Regions from separate parts of the Mus musculus genome. Here region 1 is linked to region 2. The links are chromatin loops, found by intact Hi-C in ENCODE. Cell type or tissue: heart. All regions are shown on one strand. Each heading gives the region's core, and the rest is flanking DNA. Links, peaks and the distances in the headings are about the cores only. Region 1 overlaps 4921509O07Rik (RIKEN cDNA 4921509O07 gene). Region 2 holds the start of Gm41071 (a long non-coding RNA gene).

Region 1 (4,398 bases), core at 248-4,247, 65 kb before region 2:
CTGAGTTTTCCTTGACTGCTGACTTCTCATCCTCTTCCATAAGATGAATGTTGTGCTTCTCCTGGAATTCACTGAGTTCTTTCCCCTTTGCTTGAAGCTTCTGTGACAGTGTCTCAATGACCTTCTGTATCTGCTCCTTGTTGATTGATTGATTGATTGATTGATTGATTTAGTGCTGGCAAAAGTTAACCTGCTTTCTAAGTAAGGGATTGTGTGTGGTTAGTTCGGGGGAAGGAGTCTTTTAAGTGGAAATTTCTGGTTGTGTCTTGTGAGGCAGGCTCAGGTGATGTTCTGCTGAGGCCAGACACATTAGAACACTTGTGGTGTTTAGAGAGAGTATACATAGGGCTCAATGGACAGTGAGGGGGTGCTTGCATAGCCAACTGTGCAACTCTTCATTGGTCTCCAGTCTCTGCTGCTCTTCATTGAGAGAGACACAATACAGAGCCTCTGGTGTCCTGGCTGGTCCTGGTTGCTCCTGCTGACTCCTGCTGATTCAGTGGAGGCCTGGGGGTTTCTGCTGGATTGTGCAGCTGTTGCTGATTTGTGTTTGATGGCACACTTTTGAACAGTAAAGTTGGTATCCTGACACTACTGGACTGGACTGCTGGTATTCTGACAAATGGAGATTGGAATTACCCACAAAGAACTACTTCTAAACAGGTTCACATCCCCTTGTCCTATTTACAATCTTTTCTCCCCTACCTTTGGATGGTAGGTTAGAAGGCAGGGCTGGGGGGTTTGCAGCATTTGAGAACCCTAATTAAAGTAGGTTTTGAAAAAACTAAGCCTATATAGTCTGTTGTATAGGAATATAACAGATGTAAGCACAGTGCTGCAGAAAACTGAGATCTGTCCTGGTCCAAAGATCATCTCGCATCTGAGCATACACAGCTCTGTAGACCAGCGCATATGTTCAAAACAGTAGATGTGCTTAGGTCTGCTTGATCTTTGAAATACCCTGAACTAATGCCGTACCTTTTCTTTCTTTTCGTTGACAACTTCAACAGAAGTCTCTAAAATATACATTCTCTAATATTTTTAAGTTTTTTGATTATCCCCCTAGATTGTAAGTTTCTTGATTCCTACTCTCAGAAATAGATAAATGAATGAAAAAGAAAATAAGAAAAGAACCCAATCAATGTCCTAGTGTGTTGGCTGCGTGTTGAATTTAATTGGCTACTTAATAGATATTCATTTCTTCTCGACTTAGGAACATTAACAGTGAACGAGCTGTGCCTCCAGCGGAACCTTCAGTACCAATGCCCATGGCCAGGGGCAGTATCTATCTGGCTTCCTGGCTCCTTGCCATGAAGCTAAGCAAAGGTGCTAACCAGAACCTACTAAGTTTGCACAGCAAGTAATAATTTGAAAAGATTCCTAGAATTAACTCAACATTTTTTTATAACACGGCTAAGAAAATAAAAAGCAGCTTTGACTCTCCCATTTGCAAATCAACATCTTGACAATAAAACCCTTGGTTAAAGGATTGTTGTCGGTGGGAGCCTTGTACAGCCCGTGACCCTGGACTTCAAGTTCAAAGGGTGTTCAAAGGCCTCTGCAGCTTCTTGTGATGGGAGATTTGCTGGTGGATGAAAGAATTGTGGCTTTAAACCCGAACAGATAGAGGATAAGTTTATTTGGTGCACTCCAAAGAGAGCAGCAGGCATGGCAGTAAAAGAAAGAAGTGCCTGTGTATGGGATGAGCTTGAGGGTGGAGTCTCACTGGGTTAGGGCGAGCCACTTCACATGCAGTGGCTCAGCATGTAATTCCCACCGTATTACTGATTGGCGATGTTCAGTCTTGAGCAGTTAGGGTGAGTCATAACGCATTCAATTTCCCAGGCATGTAATTTCCACTATGCAAATGAGTTATTTTATTTTATTTTTTTGCTTCTTGCTATCATGTGGTTCTGCTATTTCACTATTGAGGTGAAGTGGAGCTTGAGACCAGGCTTGCTCTGGCGACCTGTTCCCTTTCTGTCCTTTCAATCACAGCCTTCCTTCCACATTTCCACGTCCATAGTGAGATCACAGGGATGAGGGAGTACAAGTAGTTTGGACAGATGAAGACCTTTTATTCTTTACAATAAGACTAGGGTGGAAGGTGGACCTCAGATACTCATCCTGCTTTTGTTGAGTACTTGTATTCTTGCAGCCATCTAAGCAACTGTTCTCCCTTGAGAGTCCCAAAAGATTGAAAAGAATAAATAAATAAAGTGAAGCTGTTCTCTGAAGTCCCAGGAGAAAAAGGACTTGCCAGGCACAGGGATGAATTTCTTGTTGTTTGCCCTGGATTTGCCTATTCTGACCCTTGCCTCACTCACACCCTACCCACTGCACACGGGGCTTTGCTGAGCTGGAAATTTAAGTTAGGGGGAAGTGCTCTGGCTTTGGCCTCTTGCTTTCTCAGCACTTCCATCAAAGGTCGCCACGTGAGCTGGAAAGGAAGCTCTGCCTGCACTGTGTTGAGTTAACAACGGGCTTTCTGAGAACAGCAAGGAACTATGGTCGGTAGCAGCAAGAACTGGGTTTCAGGCATGACTGTGCTATTCCTGAGACTCTTGGCAAGTCCTTGCTCAATAGAATAGTGGATTTCAAATAGCAAGAGAAAGCTAAGGTTTGCCACCACCTACACATCCGCACTGTTGACTACAAGAGGGAGATAGCCATTTTCCTGCTCTTAGGGTTTTGTTCCCTACCACTGACAGCTATGTGGGAAATTGTAACCTAAATCCTTTCTTCAATATAGAATTGCAACACCTCTCTTCATACAGAGAGTACCTCATTTCCAAAAATTTCATGATCCCTGTCTTGGGTATTCCATTTAGGGAGAGATGAGAGAAACATTTACTTGTGGCCCCCATTCATGGGAGTCACAAAGGAAAGAGCTCCTAAAGGGATGCCACAAAGAACCATATACTCTTACACCACACTACTTGTCAATTATTCTATCAATGAATGAATCCATGTATTCATTCATTCATTCATTCATTCATTCAGTAAATATTTGTGTTGAGTTCATTCACCCATTAAATAAATTATACTGTAACAATACATGATTTGGGAATATAAGGGTAAGTCCTGGGGATAAACCACCCTTGTTTATATTAGGAAGAGACTGAGATAATAAGAAAGCCCTTAAAATGATGATCATTATATTTCCTTTGATAGAGAAGCCATGGAGTGATATAAGCTTGACAAGATGGAGGCGTGGATCCATCTACTTTTCAAAGAAGTGATGTATAAGGAGAAGCAGTAGGAGTCATCGGGTGACAAGAGTTGGGAGGGCAGTATATTCAGAGCGGTCAAGACAATGGACAATCTCTGTAAGCCGGAAGGTGAGAGAGGTCATGTGTGTTGCAACAGAGATTGTAGAAGGATGGGTGTGGCGAGGGGAAGCATGAATAAAGCAGTGGTAATCGGGCACTTCTGTGGACTCTTAAGCAAGGGAGTGTTACAAAAGTGTGTTAGGAGAACAGCTAGTCTGCTTTCTGTGTTCAGCACATACTGGAAGTGACAGGGACCAGCCGTAGGGAGACAAGTGAGGGATTATGGGTAATGATAAGATGAGGAGGGCTGTCCATGAAAATGGAGGGAAGACTGACAGAGCCAGATGTCTTTGAGATTGGCTAGATATTGCACCAGGAGAAACCGGAGAACACTGTATGGTATCAGATTTGTAGAAGCTGCCCTCTACTGAAAAATACTCACTGGGACTCATTTATCATAGCAGTTTTCAAGCTCTGTCCAAATAGTGTCAGGCTTTCCCAGAGGTGTGTGAAGGCACCCATTCAACCAGAATGTCTCCATATTGACCCATGTAGACAAAGACTTGAAAGCTACTATTCTTCTTTCTCACAGTGGACTCATTCTGTCTGAATTCCACTTGCCCCCAGCATTTATTAAATTTGGATGTGGGTATGTCGACACCACCTCTGCCTCCATGCTCCTAAGATCTCAAGTCCCCTAAAAATGTGGATCTCTTTTCTGGTGTGGTGTGGTGTGGTGTGGTTTTTTTTTTTTTTTTTTTTTTTTTTAAATACCTCTGTTCCCACACCCACCTAATTCCATCTTGCATCTTGCTTGGCTTGCCCCCATTGTAATTATCTTACAGCTCTTCTTTGAGATATGTGTGTGTGTGCATGTGTGTTGAATTAATCTAAACTGTGACATTTATCAACAGAGATAAGAATTAAACATGACAGCTGACTGGCAACATTTTTTTTTGTTGTTGTTGTTAGTTCAAACTCCTTCACAAGGGACAGAAGACAAGACCAGTCTCTTTTGACTAGAAGATCACTTCTTGAAAGGACCAACTTCAGCCTGTGCCCAGGGGAGGACAGGGCGGGGCAGGAGGGAGATAGAGGCACAAAGCCATCATGGCTGTGGGATGTT
Region 2 (4,398 bases), core at 324-4,323:
CCCCAGGTTTTCTGTTCCCCTGACTGGGCCTCACAGCTATTTCTGGGGTTTCAGCAGTTCCTCAAATGCACACAGTTCTCTTACAGGGATCTTCGCTTTGTCTGTTAGCTTCTCTAGGAGTACATGAGGCCCCATCTCTTCCTTGTTTCATAGAAATACGGTCACTGCAGAAGTATATCTTCCTGCCCACATTCTGTCTTCTGTGGATGTCCAGAGTGGAGAGCAGCAAGTCCCTCAGACCTCGCAGTGAGTACTTTGTTCTGGGTTTCATGAAGAAATGAAGGAAATAAATGCCTATCCCTTGGACTCAGTATTAGCTGATCCTGGATGTCATGCCAAAAATCTTGTAAGTCAGTCAAAGTCCCTTAAAGCCAGTCTTATTCTAGATCTTCTCACCACTGACCAGCCTGGGGACCAGCCAGTGGTGACTGCATGGACTGTCACCGTCCCACTGTCCTCTATCATACTGCACTGTAGGCTACCTTACATGCAGACCTCCTCCCAATGGGCCGTATTCTCCATGCAAACTAATATTTAGTAAATGTGTACCCAGAAAAGCCAATCTCGTATAACCAGAAAGGTCTGGACTTTTCATTTGGTTCAGCCAAGAGCCATACACACACGCACACACACACACACACACACACACACACACACACACTCACACACCATGCCACATTATAAACCATTCTCAAACTTTGACTTCTCCTTAGCTGTAGGCTCTATCCTGCTGTGTTTTCACATATAAAACTTCTTTTTGCATTTTGATCTGAAAACCAGAATCTTTGATAGACTGTTCTCCCACTAATTACTATTACCGTAACTCTCTTTTTTCAAAGCCACTTTTTAAAAACTTAATCACGGAATCTTGTTGACAAGTACTTTAAATATATCAGCATTCCTTGACTTTTTATATAGGATATAAAATAAACATAACCCAAAATGTTGGGATTGAATTATGCCTCCAAAAAAAATCTACTAGAGTCCTGAGCTCTAGTTTCTCAGAATGGAGGACTGCATTGAAACAGGGAAGTCCAGTTAAAATGAAGCCACTAGGGTAAATTAATTCAACATGACTCTCATCTTCACACACACACACACACACACACACACACACACACACACACACACACACACAAAGATGAAATTTGAGCATAGACACGAGCAAGAGAAATGCCATGTTGAGATGAAGTAAATAATTATACAAGGCTTTGGCAAGGGAAGATACCCAACGATGCCTAGCAACCCACCAGAAATCAGAAGGTTAATATAAAACATAGAACAAATTTCACCTTGGCATGCCAAAGATGGAGACTACCTGCTGACTTAATCTCGGAATTGTGAGACAGCCTGTCTCCCTCACTCAAACCACCCAACTTCTGGTACTTTGTTATAGGATCTCTCAGACATAAAAATTATCTCTGTCCAATTCTATGGTTTCGTTTTGGGTGTCAAGGATTGAAGTTAGGGTCTGGAGCACACCAGGCAAGTGCTCTAACTCTGAGTTACATCCTCAGCTCATTTATTGATAAGATTGGTGGATTTGATCACCCATCTCCCTGCTGCCTCTCCTCCCACTTGGCCATCATCAGCGCACAGTCTTTAATGAATGAACCATGGATTAGAGCAGTGGTTCTCAACCTGTATATCAGATATTTCTATTAGGATTCATAACAGTAGCAAAATTACAGTTATGAAGTAGCAACAAAATAATGGTGTGGTTGGGGTTACCATAGCCTGAGGAACTGTGTCAAAGTGTCACCGTGTTAGGAAGGTTGGGAACTGCTGCTTTCGAGGGACAGTTCTGAATCCGCTTATCTCTACTCTGTAAGTCTGAATTGTTCTGGGCTGGAAACTTTTGCACACTTGCTTCTCTATTTCATGCACCCACAGTATGTATCATTTATATTCATTGTTTTCTGTTTCTGACTAAGCTCAAATCATTTCAACACACAATTAAATCAGTTAGTACACACTAGTTAAACATCATAAAAACTCTCTTGAACTTATCCAGGTCAGTGCCAGCTTCAGAACTATGGACATTTTGGACTAGATAATTCCTGAGGGAGCTCTCTGGTGCTTCACAGGATGTATAGCAGCATCCTTACCCTTGACCCACTAGATTCAAGCATGTCACTTTATGAGTGTCTCCAGGTGCTGTCGAGTGACCTGAGAGCAAACATACTCCCCACTGAAAACCACTGTTGTAGGAACCCAGAAAGCACACTTCTAGTATGCCCTGGAATCTCAACAGAAGGAATGAAAGATACCCATGGATTAGGTGTCCCAGGAGTGTGTTGTTTGTGAAATACAGTGAATAATGTGCAGATGTTGGGAGCTGAAATCCAGCAATGAGGCAGGAGTGCTGGCAAGTCACATAGTAGGGAAGGGCCTTGACCTTCGGATGTGGACAGGAAGTGACACAGTGGTAGCAGATGGGGCGGCCATGTGAACAAGAAGTCTGGACTGTCCATTCCACGACCATGAGGAAGAATTAAGATAGGCTGCAGGAGGCTGTGTTTAGATCAGGGAAAGTTGCCACTCCTTTCCTCTATTCTTATTAATGCTTTGATAATCTTCCAGCTTGACAAATTGTTTCTTTTTATAGAACTAAAGAGCCAAATAAAATGAAAGAAAGTAGGGTGTTCTTCTAATTGCTCTGCTGATGCCAAAGAACAAAGAAGTGACTGAGATTTAGGGGAGCAGCACGATCCTTAAAGTGTAAAAGGAACAATTTGCATTCACATGTGCTTTGCTGCTATGAAGTATTTTCTCACATGCCCTTGCCCTGATACCCTTGGGAGACAAGGTGGGACTCCGAAATGTCCCTTGACGCAGTTCTCTTCTTCCTTTAACAGAGGAATTCTGAGTTTTTATTTTTTGCATCAAGATTTTCAGGTGTGATAAGGATAGTGGCCATGATATGGAGACTAACTTCTGGCCAGATGAAACCTATCTGAACTTATTTTTAAGGGGCGGGATGACACAACAATTTCTTCTCTTTTGCTTTTCTTTAGCCAGGACTTGAGTGGAGACCTGGCAAGAGGGTAAGGAGCTATTTGGTCTGGACTGAAAACCCACACTGAAAATAGTAGAGGAGAAAGTAAAAGAAGCTTCCATAATACTAAAGAACAGGAGCGGGAAACCATTTTGTTGTTGTTGTTGTTGTTTTGGGTTTTTTGTTTTTGTTCTTGTTTTTGTTTGTTTTTGACAAAGGACTATATAAGAACAGATTTCTGTTTTGTCGACTTACAGGTCTTTGCCATAGCTAATCGATTCTGTCATTCAGAGTGATAACAGCCATAAGGAATTGGTGAGTTCTAATATGTTTCAACTTGTGGCCCACTGTGATTTTCTAGATAGAAAAATAGGAATTTCTTTTGAGACAGAGTTCCATGTGTCATATGTCTCAGGTTGGCTTCAAATTTTCTAGGTAGGTAAGAATGACCTTGGACTTCTTCTAATCCTTCAGCCTCTGCTTCTTGAGTGTCCCGTGTATGGGCTTCCATGTCCAGGGCATGCTATGCTGAGGAGTGGACCCACAGCTTTAAGCACACTCCACGAACACTCTCCCAGCTCTGCCACAGCTCAACCCTGAACTGTGAATTTCTAATAATCATCCTTCATCTACCCCCCCCCATTATACTGCTGTCACCTTATTACGTTATTTTGCCTTTTTGCTGTCATAGGAATTGTTTCCGGGGTTTTGAACATGCTGGGCAAATCACCCTACAACTGAGCCAGTTTTCACTGATTTCTTTTCAACACCTTAGAAATGGTGTGCAGTTCTTAGTTGTACAGCTGTACAAAAGTAGACAGATGATGACTGCCTTCAGTAGACTCCATGTTGGCTATCCCCAACTGTGGAGTACCATCCTGTCTCTGACAGCTTTGCTTTAGGCTTTCTTTACAGGGTAAGAGACATTTCTGTGTTGGTCAGGATGAAGCTGCCTGTGACTCAGCAGAACTGAGCCCTGAGAGGCAGAAATTCAATGCAGCACCTGTCAGGGATGCTCCACCCCACATGAACCATCAAGAACAATCCTGTCAGGGCTTTGGATGGTCCTCCGGCTTCTCTGGCTTTCTACCCAAGGTTCAAAGTTATAACTATCCTTGAGGATCTTCCTCTGTCTACTAGAACCTAGAGGTTGGAAATAAAGTATTGAGAATTTACTTGTAAATATTCATGGTCATGAGTCTGGCTCAAGTCCTCTGGCCTCTGCTCCATCATCAATACTGGATCAGCCTCCTCTTGGATGTCCTGTTGTTTCCCTGTGTCATGGAGATCCTGCAGCTTTGGATCCACAGGACCAGCCTCTTCATGCTCTCCAGCAGTTCATAGATGAGGTAGATGTTGCAGTGGACCAACTCAGAGCCCTGGATATTATAAGCCTGCTT

What was found. Peaks named below come from ENCODE experiments on the same cell type or tissue, not always from the same donor. Only the 100,000 strongest peaks of a DNase experiment are listed, where the experiment ranks them.
Region 1: it touches region 2 in a loop (1.8-fold over the local background); 3 of 42 quality-filtered maps call a loop at or near these places.

What each region holds. Positions count from the first base shown.
Region 1 is chr13:113,484,700-113,489,097 of GRCm38, reverse strand. 4921509O07Rik (RIKEN cDNA 4921509O07 gene) reads left to right here. Exons shown (of 7, transcript NR_045501.1): 2 at 3,175-3,341. Among named protein-coding and RNA genes, the nearest start is that of 4921509O07Rik, 16 kb to the left of the region's middle. In heart, for the core only: no CTCF peak of the experiment used is centred there; a DNase peak (open chromatin) is centred at 2,337.
Region 2 is chr13:113,419,692-113,424,089 of GRCm38, reverse strand. Gm41071 (a long non-coding RNA gene) reads left to right here and starts at 100. Exons shown (of 3, transcript XR_873978.1): 1 at 100-246; 2 at 3,256-3,313; 3 at 3,941-4,398. In heart, for the core only: no CTCF peak of the experiment used is centred there; a DNase peak (open chromatin) is centred at 2,409.